3 separate regions of the Homo sapiens genome follow, and all the other regions are linked to region 1. The links are chromatin contacts, found by Hi-C or POLR2A ChIA-PET in ENCODE. All regions are on one chromosome and are shown on one strand. The core of a region is the stretch at or near the end of the contact, and the rest is flanking DNA. Distances in the headings are between cores, read along the strand shown.

Region 1 (4,525 bases), core at 1,109-3,608:
GATGGGGCCTGCATGGTTTCCATTTTCAATCTGGATGGGATGGAGCACCATGTGCGCACCTGCATCCCCAAAGTGGAGCTGGTCCCTGCCGGGAAGCCCTTCTACTGCCTGAGCTCGGAGGACCTGCGCAACACCCACTGCTGCTACACTGACTACTGCAACAGGATCGACTTGAGGGTGCCCAGTGGTGAGTGCATGCCCTTGTTGGGCTAGTGGCTCAGCTTGGAGATAGGGTACCCCGTCATTTCATTTTTTTCTACTCTTGCCCACTCACTTGGTTTGACGATAAAGATGCCTTTTGGATGTTCCCGAAGGTGACAAAGGCTGGGGTTTCTCAGCAGTTGCTTTTGTAGATTAGAGGGTGAGGAAGCAGATTTTCAAGTTAGTCCCAGAGGTGCCCGCAGTGTTTAGAGTAGTGGCTTAGCAGCCATAGGCAGCGGTGAGGAGTGGAAGAACCAGGCAGGGATTCCCACGGGAGGATGTGGGACTGATCCAGAAAGAGATGGCCCCAGAGCCGAGCAAAGGTGACTCCTCAAGGGAGGATGATGGTTAGATGTGAGGAGGGACCAGAATAGGAAAAGGCCAGTGACCAAAGCCGAGAAACACCACATACCATCCTTTTGCAAGCCTACCATTCAGGAGGCATTACTGTGGAGCCCACAGGAAAAGGAGAGAAACTAAAGCAGAGCTTAGAGGAGCTGTGGGAAGTTAAAGGGCAGAAACAGGCATCTGTGTAGGGGCCTGAGGCGGGGATAGTACCACGAAATGCGTGAGGTGACAAAGTGGGTTGTGGGTTTGACTGTGGAAAGAGGTGCCTTAACTAAAGAAGTTGGGCATTTGAGAGCATCTAGGCAGCAAGACTAGCCCAGAAGATTAGAGAGATCAAGGGAGCCTGAACACATCGACAGGGAAAGGGGTCTTTTTCACTCTTCACTTTGAGGGGGGTGTTTTTACTCTTTCCCTTGTTTTTACTTCTCATTCTTTCCCTCTCCTCTCTCACTTGACTCAGGTCACCTCAAGGAGCCTGAGCACCCGTCCATGTGGGGCCCGGTGGAGCTGGTAGGCATCATCGCCGGCCCGGTGTTCCTCCTGTTCCTCATCATCATCATTGTTTTCCTTGTCATTAACTATCATCAGCGTGTCTATCACAACCGCCAGAGACTGGACATGGAAGATCCCTCATGTGAGATGTGTCTCTCCAAAGACAAGACGCTCCAGGATCTTGTCTACGATCTCTCCACCTCAGGGTCTGGCTCAGGTACCAAGTTCTTCAGGGCATCATGTCTGTGGTTGGCTTTCATCAGTTTCCCAGCAGGATAGAGTGCTTGTAGAGAAGGCTGGAGGCCCTGCATTTGTTTCTACCAGCATTGAGTCATTTGGTTTCCTAGTTCCCCTTCTTTTGGAGTCTGACGTGTAATAAGATAAGATAATGGGTTCACAGAAAATCTCTCATTCCGTGGGATTCCCAAGGTCTAGTACACAATTATCCACTACAGAAGTCCTGCCTCTCTAAGCTTTGCAACTGTACGTACATCTATTAAAATTCAGCTGGTCCCACCTGAGCAGTGGAGTGCTCAATTTCAGGGCCCCTTTTGAGAAACAGGAGTGTGCCAGATTCCTGTGAGGTGGTGACAGCTAATCATTGATCTCTGAGCAACCACAAGGGGAGTTTAAGGACATCCAGTAAAGCTTAGAGTTGGGATTTGGTGAATCATTGACTTGTACCAGTTGCCCAAGGGTTTTTGGTGGGGGTGAAAATAAAGGCAGTGTGGGCCTCCAGCATAGCATCAGCACTATTTCCTGTACTGCCTTTTGTTGACCAAGTCTTTCTCAGATGAGGGAAATGAACCAAACACTGGACCTTGGCATAAGACGAGAATTTAAGATAAAGGAGCTCGGGGTTGTTTAGGTCTCAGGGTATAGCTCAGCTAGCTATTAAATGTGAACATGAATGCAAAAGAATTTTTTTACTTACTTATTTATGTATTTATTTATTTAGAAACAGAGTCTTGCTCTGTTTCCCAGGCAGGAGTGCAGTGGCGCAATTTCCGCTCTCTGAAACCTCCACCTGCCTGGTTCAAGTGATTCTCCTGCCTCAGCCTCCTGAGTAGCTGGGATTACAGGAATGCGCCACCACAGCGACTAATTTTTGTATTTTTAGTAGAGACAAGGTTTCGCCACATCAGTCAGGCTGGTCTTGTGTTCTTGACCTCAAGTGATCCGCCTGCCTCGTAAAGAATTTTTTTAATGAAGATAAACCATTATTTTTGTGACAATGGTATTGCATTCCTTTTTTTTTTTTTTTTTTTTTGTTTTAAGATATGGTCTCGCTCTGTTGTTGCCCAGGCTGCAGTGCCATTGTGCAATCACAGCTGACTGCAGCCTTAACCTCCTGGGCTCAAGAGATCCTCCACCTTAGTCTCCTGAGTAGCTGAGATGTCAGGCATGTGCCACCAAGCCTGGCAATTTTTTTTTTTTTTTTTTTTTTTGTGGAAGGTTTCACTTTGTTGCCCAGGCTGGTCTCAAATTCTTGGCTTCAAGTCCATTCTTAAAAAAGAAAAAAAACATCCACAAAGATCACTGTTGCCATTCTAGCTAAAACGCAGAGGATCTTATTTGTGAGAACTTTGCGTGTTTTTATGTATGTTTCCTTGACGTGGGACAAGACTGTTGTTCTGTGGGGAAATTATGCCATCAGTCATGCCCAGACATTCTGCTTGACACGGGAGTACTTTGAGCTGTGACATCTCCTGAATTTCAGTGGCTTTGCTTTTATTAAGCTCTGCAGTAGAGAGCACCAAAATGATGGATATATTTAAAAGCTGCATATTTTTAGAAACAGCAAAAATCTAGGGCTTGTTCCTTGTTGAAAGAGGTAGGGCAGTGGTTAGAACCTCCTGGCTGACTGTGGGAATTGATTTGCTGCTAGAGGAGGGTAGATTGGGTTTTCCAAAGTCTTTTTAAGACCCAGACCAGCTGAAACAAGGGAAGGGCCATGGTAGTTGTTTAGTCGTCTGTGGTAAAATGGTTAATAACTATTTCCCTCTGAGTGGTTTAGTATATTCTTCATTCAGAATATGCAGAGCTTCCAAGGTGTTAGGTTTCTAATAATGTGGTTTTTAAAGTAGTAAGTCCATGCTGCTCATATGACTTTCAATTCATTTAAATAAGTATATACTGAATACCTTCTGGGTGATATGGTTTTAAACAGATTAGAAAGAGCCTGACCCGGCCAGGCGCGGTGGCTCACGCCTGTAATCCCAGCACTTTGGGAGGCTGAGGTGGGTGGATCATGAGGTCAGAGGAGATCCAGACCATCCTGGCTAACATGGTGAAACCCTGTCTCTACTAAAAATACAAAAAATTAGCCGGGCGTGGTGGCGGCGCCTGTAGTCCCAGGTACTCAAGAGGCTGAGGCAGGAGAATGGTGTGAACCTGGGAGGCGGAGCTTGCAGTGAGCCGAGATCACGCCACTGCACTCCAGCCTGGGCAACAGAGCGAGACTCCGTCTCAAAAAAAAAAAAAAAAAAAAGGCTGACCCAGGATTGGATCAGAGAGACAGGAATTGTTGGGAAGAGTCTCACAGAGGAGGGCACATTTAAAGGAGTCTTGAGGCCGGGCAGATCACATGAGGTCAAAAGTTTGAGACCAGCCTGACTAACATGGTGAAACCTCGTCTCTACTAAATACAAAAAATTAGCCGGGTGTAGTGGCACACGCCTATAATTCCAGCTACTTGGGAAGCTGAGGCAGGAGAATTGCTTGAACCCGGGAGGCAGAGGTTGCAGTGAGCCCAGATCATGCCATTGCACTCCAGCCTGGGCAGCAAGAGCAAAGCTCCGTCTCAAAAAAAAAAAAAAAAAAAAGGCCAGGCACGGTGGCTCACACCTGTAATCCCAGCACTTTGGGAGGCCGAGGCGGGTAGATCACCTCAGGTCAGGAGTTCGAGACCAGCCTGACCAACATGATGAAACCCCCATCTCTACTAAAAATACAAAAATTATCTGGGTGTGGTGGCGGGCACCTGTAATCCCAGCTACTCAGAAGGCTGAGGCAGGAGAATCACATGAACCTAGGAGGTGGAGGTTGCAGTGAGCCGAAATCATACCATTGCATTCCAGCCTGGGTGACAGAGCGAGACACCATCTCAAAAAAAAAAAAAAAAAGGAGTCTTGAAGAATGAGTTGGAATTTTTAAGAGAGGCGAGAGGGCAAAGAACATTCCAGGCCAATGAAAATACCTTGAGTAAAAAGACAAAGGCATGAAGGTCCACTGTATGTTTAAAGAACTTTTATGATGAGGAGACCAGCATGATGTGCTTGTGCTGGGGAAGCAGGGGGACGTCAGGCTGCCCCAGGTGTACAGGATCTTGAGGGCTGACCTTTATCTTCTAGGTAAGGGGCTTCTACTGAAAGTTTCCATGTGGGAAATGAATGTTCATTTTTTCCTTTGGAAGGAATTCTGGCAGTGGTGTGGAGGATGAATTCATTCACTACCAGCCTTCTGTTGGGAAGGGTGGGGTGAG
Region 2 (4,525 bases), core at 1-2,500, 110 kb before region 1:
GCAGGTACTCCTTAAACGGTGATAATAAGGTCATCATCCCTTCATCCCTTCACAGCCTGCGTCTTCGGGTTAGGCCTAGGAGGGCAGCCTCCTGCTGAGCCTCTGCACTAGAATACCAAACTCAGCGTGAGGCTCTTTGGGCTTTCAGCTTACTCTCTCTTGCCTCAAACAGGATGATCCCCTGTGGAAGATTTCTTCTCCTTTCCTTTTTCCTTGACCCCTTCCCTCCCTCCCTTCCAGTCTCTACTCTGCCCTGCCTCTAACAGGAAGCCTTCCTTGACTAATGTCTCTCCATTCTCTGCCAACCTCCCCACTGCCTCCGTGTAGGTTCTGGCCTTCCAGCCCAGAGCTCTATCCACCCTACTCCATTGCCCATGCCCCCAGTACAAACCGTGGGCTTTCTCCGTGCCAGCTCAAGGGAGGTCTGACCCCATGGGGACGCCTGACTGCAAAGGGAAGGATGCCGCCTTCCACCGCAGCACCACCACAGCTCCGTGGACCCGCTGGGAAAGGGGTGGGGCTGGCGAGGAGGAGGCCACCTGCCAGAGTGGCAGCAGACAGGCCAGCTAAATCCTTGACCTATGATTTAAGAGGTCGGGCATAGTTCAATAGAGCCCTCCAGGCTGAGTCCCAGCTCATTCACACAGGTCAGAGGGATGAGGGGCAAGGCGGAGAGGAGGGCCGTCTCCTCCGAGGGCCCTTGGCTTCCTCCCTAGCCTTCTGGGGCATAATCCAGCCTGAAAACCACAAAAACCCTGAAAACCACCAGCTCCATTCCCATCAGCGTAGATGCCCCCTCTGAGAGGCCGGGGGAGGAGGGCGGGGCCGGGAGGGGGTGGGCAGCAGGGCAGGAAAGTGGAGATTTAGGCAGGCACAGCGCCTGGCACACAGCAAGGGCGGGAAAGGCTCCTCCCTCTGCTAACCGCGGCGCCCTTTGTTAGGTCCCGAGACGCAGCGGAGCTGCCTGGCTTCCAGGTCGGCCCTGGTCTCTGCTCCCCTCCGTTGCCTTTGGAATTTGCCCTCAGACCTGGACCCTACCAGGGAACAGCGGGATTGTCTGATGGAATTCCACGTGCAAACCGAGAGAGGTTTTGCCATAAATTCTAGTCCGGCCCCGGGAGGAGGGCCACGCCTGGGCCCCACTCCCCATCACCCTCCCGCCTCCCAGACCCCCGGCACAGGGCCTCCCCAGGCCGTGCCCCGGGCTGCCCCTGGGAGCGCTATGCAAATGAGATGCAAAGTAGGCCGAGGCAGCCGCAAAGATTGGCTGCCGCAGAGGCTCAGTCCGCCCAATCCCCGGCCGCCCGCCATCCTGGGCGCCCCCGGCCCGGGGCCCGGTCCCGCCCGTAAATCAGCTCCGTCAGCGTTAATGGCTCCTGACTAATTGCCTGGACTTGGGCTCCGGGCTCGGGTCGCCAGCATTAAAATTCAATCAGGCCTAGCGCTATGCTATTAAATATTCATTGGGAGAGCTTCCCGAAATCGGGCTGGGGGATGGGGACGGACTGGGTTGGAGGGACTACCCGAATCCTCAGCTCCAGAGGAGGTGCCGCTCCTCCCCAGCGTGCTGTCAGCTTCTGCAGCGGCTGCCGGGCTTCCATTCGGCTGGGTCTGATTTCTCTCTGGAGGTCCCTGCGCCCTCTCTAGAGACTTTTGGGAGACTGAGCTGCCCTGCAGAAGGAATGTTAAGTTATGCCAAGGGGGCTGTGTCTGCTCAACGCCTGGTCACCTCGCCGCACGACCCTTTACCCAGTGCCCACCATGAGCTCCTATTCATGCTGGAACCTTAGGTCCCACCGGGAGTGGAAGAGCTCCAGGGCACAGAAGGCTTAATCTTTAGAAGAGCCCCTACTTCCCTGGCCCTACTGCCGGGTTTTTATGGAGCTACACTGGCCATCCTCAGCGTGGCTAGAGAGAGCATCAGTCTGGGCAGCTCCGGGTGTGTGCTGGAAGGGAGTAGTGGGCTTTGTACAGTCCTCCCCTCCTCTTCCCTGCCCTCAGGAATGCAGCCTGTCCGAGCTCCTGGGCCCCTGGCCTGATGCTGAGCAGGCTGCCTGGAAGTTCTCAAAGAGGGTACCAAGGGGGAGGGGGCTGGGCCTGAGGGGGCCCTTGGGAGTGTCAGGGACTTAAGCAGAAACTGCATCCTCCACCCACACACACACACAATAGTCAGAGGGTTATGAAGAGGGCTTAGCAGATGTGATGACAGCCATGGCTCAAGGACTGGGTGAGCCACTCAAATAAAGACCAAGAGTTTTTCTAGGCCCTCTATGATGTATTGACACATCTCTTCACGCGGCAGCTCTAGTCCTCAGACAAGGAGGTATTTGGGTCGGGAGGAAGAGAAAGTCTTGGGAAGTGTGCTAGGAGAGACTCATTTCCCTCCTCTGGATTTTCAAGGACTCCTCAGGAGCAAACCACCTGTTCACAGGGCTTGTCCCCTGCCCTTTGGACTGCTCCTTGCTCCTAGTGCCTGAGGATGGTGCAAGGAATTAACCCTGTGGGGCATGGGGGGAGGCTCCGACTGCCAGAGCCACAGAGCACCCGCAGACGCTGCAGGGGAGGGGTGGAGGCTGAGGGTACCGGTCTCTGCAAGGCCAGAAGCCATCAGGACTCCAAGAGGGTTGTAAATTCAGGGAATACTGTTTTGATGGACACTGGAAGGAACTTCTTGGTCGGCAATCTCTGAGAGCATCAACCCTTGGCCGTGCAGGAAGCCTGGAATTCCTGCCTGAGGACCCCTACTCCCCCAGGGTGTAGATGATGATCTTACAGCAAGTGGGGTCCAAGGAGCACCCTCTCTCCAGAAACCAGGCAGGCCCCAGGGCAGAATGCGTCTGGCAGCGATTAGGAGGAGAGCTGGGGCTGGGAGGCCTCAGACTTCAGCAGGTCAGGAGCGACCCCAGCCAAGTGTCCGATTCCAAAGCCAAACGTCACAGGCAATCCGGGATTCCAAACTCACCCCACGTGTGGTTCCCATTAGGGCTGGCTGGGGTCTTCCTGAAGGCCAGGCCAGATTCCTGAGCCCCTCCCCCAGGACAACCCCTCCCTCTGCAGGCAGTTTGGAATGTCTTACTAGCCCCATGGGGTGGCCTGCCAGCACCCACCCTTGGGAATTTCCAGGGGTATCCAACTCTAAATAGGCCTCTCCACCCACTAGATGATGATGTTTTGCAATCCCTCAGAGGGGACAAAGGGATAGGAGACTTTAAACCTTTAACTTCCCAGGGTGGGCCAATCCCTGAAGATCCCTACAGTGTGCCTGGGGAGTCTTCCCCATCTCCCGGTCAGCCACTTTTGTTCAGGCCTCAGCCCCTCTGGCCTGGACAACTGCAACTGCCCCCATTCACCTTCTGCTACCAGTCCATTCCTCCACACTGCCCCTGAGCGAGTGTCCTAAAACTCAGGCCTGTTATTCGGATTGTTTCCCTCCTTGCACAACTTCCAATAGCTTTCCAGCAACTCTGAAGCCATTGAAGACTGGTGGCCAGTGGGCCAAATCTAGTCCCATTATGTTTGTGTCCTGTGTAGTTAGGGCACTCACATAATTAAACTTTTTTAAAAATAGTTGTCAAGATTTAAAAGCCAGGAGGCAACACCAAAATCTACATTTATTAAAAAAAATTTTTTTTTGGCTGGGCATAGTGACTCACGCCTGTAATCAGAGCACTTTGGAAGGCGAGGTGGGCAGATCACTTGAGCCCAGGAATTAGAGACCAGCCTGAGCAACACGGCGAAACCGCGTCTTTACAAAAAAAAAAAAAAAAAAAGGAAACAACAACAAAAAAACATAGCCAGGTGTGGTGGTGTGTGCTTGTAGTCCCAGCTACTCAGGAGACTAAGGTGGGAGGATTGCTTGAGCCCAGCAGGCAGAGGCTGCAGTAAGCTGAGTGGCGTGGTGCCATTGTACTCCAACCTGGGTGACAGAGTGCAACCCTGTTTAAAAAAAAAAAAAAAAAATTTAAGGCGGAGTCTTGCTTTGTCCCTCAGGCTGGAGTGCAGTGGTGCAATCATAGCTCACTGCAGCCTTAATTCCTGGGCCCAAGTGATCCTCCCGCTTCAGCCTCCTGAGTAGCTGAGATTACAGGCTCCAGTCACTATTTTTAAATAGTGCACATCGCTCTATTTTTAAATTTTCTTGAAAACACTGGCAATATGTTTGCATTCTTGGATGGCAACAAGTGGCTGGGGCTGAGTAACAACTGTGGCCTTTACAAGGTATCCCTGGGGCTTACCTATGCACCATTGAGGGAATTCTGGAAACCTCACCAATCCCTATTGTCTCCCAGGTCTGAGGCCCAGATGAGTGAATGGCCTTTTTATCACTTAGGCTGGCCCTTGCCTTCTTATTTTACTTCTTGTCAGCTTCATGTGTTTGGCCATTTTTGTTCCTGTCTACCCCTTCCTGCAGATACTTCAATTTGTTATAACAAACTCAAGTCAAAATTCCTTGACCTGGTATTTGTGTCCCTTCAGACTCCCTTCACACATGGTTCCCCTCCATATCCCAGTCAACTCCTCCCCT
Region 3 (4,525 bases), core at 1,463-3,962, 92 kb after region 1:
GATCAAGATGCAATCATCCATCCGTTCTGGACTCTGCATTCATTGATGTCTTGTAGTTTGAAATCACCTATGATAGGAAATGGGCAAATGCTACAAATCAAGGCATTTCCCTTACCAGAGAGCAGGTGTGAAGCATTTATCAGGACACCACTGGTGGGTGGGGGTGTATTGGAGAGTGGTGGTACATAGGAGAGAGTTGGCTGAAGAAGCCAGCCAGAAAGAGAGCTCCCATAGTGGCAAAGAGCTTTCGATTTGAACTCAAGGCTCTGTTATTTACTGAATGACCTTGGGCCACTTACTTAACCTCTCCCCAGTCACTTTCTTTTTCTTTTTTTTTTTTTGAGACGGAGTCTCGCTCTTTCACCAGGCTGGAGTGCAGTGGTGTGATCTCTGCTCACTGCAACCTCTGCCTCCCCGGTTCAAGCGATTCTCCTGACTCAGCCTCCGGAGTAGCTGGCATTACAGGTGTGTGCCACCAAGCTTGGCTATTTTTTTTTTTTTTGTATTTTTAGTAGAGACAGGGTTTCACCATGTTGGTTAGGCTGGTCTCGAACTCATGACCTCAAATGATCCACCTGCCTCGGCCTCCCAAAGTGCTGGGATTACAGGCGTGAGCCACCATGCCCGGCCCAATTTCTTATCTATATTGCAGGATTGATTAGTATCAGGTTTAAATTTATATGTACACATATATGGTATTTAAAATCATGACCTTTCCATTCCACCTAATAAATGTTATCTATTATCGTTTTGGGAAATAAAAGCATGTGTTAGAAAAATCAGCTTTTTTTTTTTTTTTGAGACAGGGTTTCTCTCCGTTGCCCAGGCTGGAGTGCCGTGGTGCAGTCTCAGCTCATTGCAACCTCCACCTCCCAGGTTCAAGCAATTCTTCTGCCTCAGCCTCCCAAGTAGCTGGGATTACAGGTGCCTGACACCACACCTGGCTTTTTTTTTTTTTTTGTATTTTTGGTAGAGATGAGGTTTCACCATATTGGCCAGGCTGGTCTCAAACTCCTGACCTCGAGTGATCCATCAGCCTCGACCTCCCAAAGTACCGGGATTACAGGCATGAGCCATCACACCCGACTTTTTTTTTTTTTTCTTTTTGAGACAGGATCTTGTTTTGTCATTCAGCCTGCAATGCAGTGGCGTGATTATAGCTCACTGCAGCTTCAACCTCCTGGGCTCAGGTGATCCTCCACCTCAGCCTCTGAAGTAGCTGGGACTACAGGGGTACACCAACACGCCCAGCTAAATTTTTAATTTTTATTTTAAAGATGGGAGTCTCACTATGTCGACCAGGCTGGTCTTGAACCCCCGGCCCCAGGTGATGCTCTGTCCTAAGCCTTCCAAAATGTTGGGATCACAGGCGTGAGGCACCCCAATGGGCCAGAAAATGAGCATGGTAATCCCCAGCTAACACCTTAAGAATGCCTCCTGGCCGGTCGCGGTGGCTCACGCCTGTAATCCCAGCACTTTGGGAGGCCGAGGCGGGCAGATCACGAGGTCAGGATATCGAGACCATCCTGGCTAACACGGTGAAAACCCGTCTCTACTAAAAAAAATACAAAAAAAATTAGCCGGGCGTGGTGGTGGGCGCCTGTAGTCCCAGCTACTCGGGAGGCTGAGGCAGGAGAATGACGTGAACCCAGGAGGCGGAGCTTGCAGTGAGCCGAGATAGCGCCACTGCACTCCAGCCTGGGCGACAGAGCGAGACGCCGTCTCAAAAAAAAAAAAAAAAAAAAAAAAAAAAAAAATACTGCCTCCTATTGGAGGTGGGTGCATTAACCGAGCTCTCGAAGCCCTGTCTGCTCTGGGCTTACAATCTACATGGAGAACCAAATGCGCTCCAGGAAGTTACACAGCACTAAAAATACACTTGTATTCATATTAGACTTTACAGGTCACAGAAATCTTTCATATGAGTTATCTCCTGTGATCCTCACAACAGCCACCTGTTTATAGAGAGCATCAGAAAGGATGAGTGATGTTGAGGGTCACGCAGAGAAGCAATGGCCGAATTACTAGCCTCCGAAGGACTGTCACCAGATTGGTCACCATGGGGTATCAAGTAGTGCTGCTGCATAAAGGCAACACTGAGAGATGAAGCCCCTTTCTCCAGCATCTGTGTGGGTGGAGGGCCAGGGATCCCGTCTGTTACGCACATTCAACAAACTCAAGTTTTGCCATCCACTGGGCGTCCTGCAGTACAGCGGTGTGGGCTCATCTCCAGGACCTCTCTCTACGGGGTACGCCCCTCATCTTGCGGTGATCAGTGTTCCTTCCAGACCTCTCAGTCCGGACTGAGTTGGGCACCGCGTCAGCGTCTCCCGGCCAGGCTCGCCGCCGATGACTCCGCTCGGCCTAGGGAGGCGGCCGAGAGCCCGTAGGGCTCCTCCTTCCCTCCAGTCTCTATGGCGGAAGTGAGTTGTACGGGCCGAAACACCACAGCGTTCTCGGTGGTGGGCTGAATGGACTCGTCCACATGAGGGGGATCTTCATCACCATCAACTCTTAAAATCCGAGACATAACCACGAAAGGAGCAGCCCCCAGATCAGAGAGCAACGCATGACTATCTGCGTGTGCTTCTGTGACTACGCGGATGTTGTGGGCGGCTACATGCGTGCGGGGGCCCGGCGAGCTGGGCAGGTGCCCCCTCCGGGGCCGTGGGATCTGGTGAGCTTCCCGGCGCGCGGGGGGCGGTGCGGCTTCCGGTCCCGGCTCAGCCTCCGACCCAGGTGGTCTGGAGCCTGCCGGGAGAGTGGTGGCATCTGAGAGGCTGGTCGTGGACTGTGGTTGGGGGAGGTGGGAGCTGTTTTAACCGTGTGCCCCCTCTCCTGTGCCGGCGTGGGCATCCCCCGGGGCAGTGGAACGCGGGCGCTCCTCCAGCTTCCGAGTCCAGCCAGCCTGGGCGCGGGGCGCCGCCCCCGAGACACCCGAGGAGTCCGTTCCTCCCTGGTTACGTGGACTGTGGAGGTTCGCGCGTAGTGGCGGCGGGGGATACGGGACCCGGGCGGGAATTCCTTCCTGCGTCCGTCCCGAGTCTCTTGATATGGAGCCAAGTAAGTTTTCTGGTTTTGCTTTTAGCTGGTCTCTTGTGGCTCAGCGCCGTGCGGAGGTTGAAGCGTACCTGCGGAGGTCGCACCAGGGCGTGAGGAGGAGGAGGAAGGGCATGAGCCGAGCTTGAGGAATCCGTGCTCCAAACTCTACACTCAAGGTGGGAATGGGCGCACCCTGTGCTCCAGCCAGGCTTGAGAAGGCGGCTGTTAGCCTCTGCCACTCGGGGGGACAAGAGGGACGAGACTTTCCAGACCCTACTCTGGTGGGCCCTGCTTGCTCACTGCTCACTGTGTGGGGCAGGGGACAACAAGGTTTTCACAGACCAAATGTGGCAGCTGTGGGAAGGAGAATGGGGTTGGTCAGGACTGACTTCTTGGAGGAGTGGATCCTAAAATAGCACGTAGAATGAGGGAGGAGCCCAGGCTTGGGGCACAAGTGAGATGTGTGGCTTGTGTGAACGATTGCGGGGGACACAAGAGGGAGAAGTCGTGGAAGAAAGGGAGCCGGACCAGAGCCGGGAGTCTCTAGATGGGAAGAAAACTGCTGGATGGAGTAAAACTGGAGGGCAAAACGAGCAAGAGAGCCCTTCTCCTTCTTGATCCAAGCATGTAGGAGAAACTAATCCAGCAACCCCTGGAAGAACCTGGAATTCCTGGGTTGGGCTCAATTGAGCAGTTGTTTTGTAGAAGGTACTAGGAATTACCATTATAGTGATGAATGGAATATAGTCTCTGCCCTATAAGCAGAATATAGGAATTGTTTGCCTAGTGGTAGAGACAAAAACAAAACGTGATGGTGCTTGATAGTACAGGTAGACGCGAGCTGATCGCCAGCTGAGAGGCAGAGCTGGCCTGATCTCTGTGCGGTCCACAGACCGTTGCCCTGTATCCTGTGCTGAGCAACAGTTTAAAAGGGGCAGACACAAACTGAAATATACTTTTTATATTCACCATCTGTCAACCAGATGAGTGAAATATACTTAGAGGAGAGCTGCTAGGATTCCATGCAGATAAGATGTGATGTGGAACAGACATGTTTTTGAGGACTGGGGACCTTCAGCCTGTAGAAGGGGTGAGGGGGTGGTGGAATAGCTGCCCCTAAATAAAAACTCACTTGTGGAAAAGAGGTGAGACTTATTTTGTGTGGCTTTGGGTACCAAAACTAAAACTAAAAGTGGTTTGAAGCACTAAGAGACAGATTCTTCAGCAGAAAGAATAACTGGACTGGGTGCGGTAATCCCAGCACTTTGGGAGGCCGAGGCGGGTGGATCTCTTGAGCTCAGGAGTTCGAGACCAGCCTGGGTAACATGGCAAAACCCTTTCTTTACCAAAAATACAAAAAATTAGCCAGGTGTGGTGGTGTTCGCCTGTGTTCCCAGCTGCTTGGGAGGCTGGGATGGGAGCCTGGGAGGCAGAAGTTGCAGTGAGTAGAGATTGTGTCACTGTATTGCAGCCTGGGTGATGG

The links. Hi-C counts contacts between places; a loop is a spot of excess contacts on that map. ChIA-PET counts read pairs that join two places held with the same protein, here RNA polymerase II (POLR2A). Pooled maps may share reads with other maps.
Region 2: POLR2A ChIA-PET joins it to region 1 with 16 read pairs in BJ. The contact joins two enhancer-like sites. A Hi-C loop is called at or near these places in 3 of 168 maps with a recorded cell type or tissue (B cell, CD4-positive, alpha-beta memory T cell and heart left ventricle) and 5 of 50 pooled maps. POLR2A ChIA-PET finds 5 or more read pairs at or near these places in 6 of 52 experiments (AG04450, BJ, H1 and 3 more).
Region 3: a pooled map shows a loop between it and region 1 (2.1-fold over the local background). The contact joins the promoter of ATG101 here to the enhancer-like site in region 1. A Hi-C loop is called at or near these places in 5 of 37 single-sample maps with no recorded cell type and 11 of 50 pooled maps. POLR2A ChIA-PET finds 5 or more read pairs at or near these places in 2 of 52 experiments (T-cell and activated CD4-positive, alpha-beta T cell).

Annotation. Positions count from the first base shown.
Region 1 is chr12:51,975,318-51,979,842 of GRCh38, forward strand. ACVR1B (activin A receptor type 1B) reads left to right here. Exons shown (of 9, transcript NM_004302.5): 2 at 1-187; 3 at 1,010-1,258. Among named protein-coding and RNA genes, the nearest start is that of ACVR1B, 26 kb to the left of the region's middle. Within about 2 kb of position 2,359, at least 3 of the 41 ENCODE cell types and tissues checked have a DNase peak (open chromatin) inside an H3K27ac peak, as active enhancers do.
Region 2 is chr12:51,863,038-51,867,562 of GRCh38, forward strand. No RefSeq gene overlaps it. Among named protein-coding and RNA genes, the nearest start is that of FIGNL2, 17 kb to the left of the region's middle. RefSeq lists an enhancer at 1-487. Within about 2 kb of position 1,251, at least 3 of the 41 ENCODE cell types and tissues checked have a DNase peak (open chromatin) inside an H3K27ac peak, as active enhancers do.
Region 3 is chr12:52,067,266-52,071,790 of GRCh38, forward strand. It overlaps ATG101 (autophagy related 101), which reads left to right and starts at 2,713. Exons shown (of 4, transcript NM_021934.5): 1 at 2,713-2,977; 2 at 3,089-3,218. RefSeq lists enhancers at 2,179-2,468, 2,346-3,061.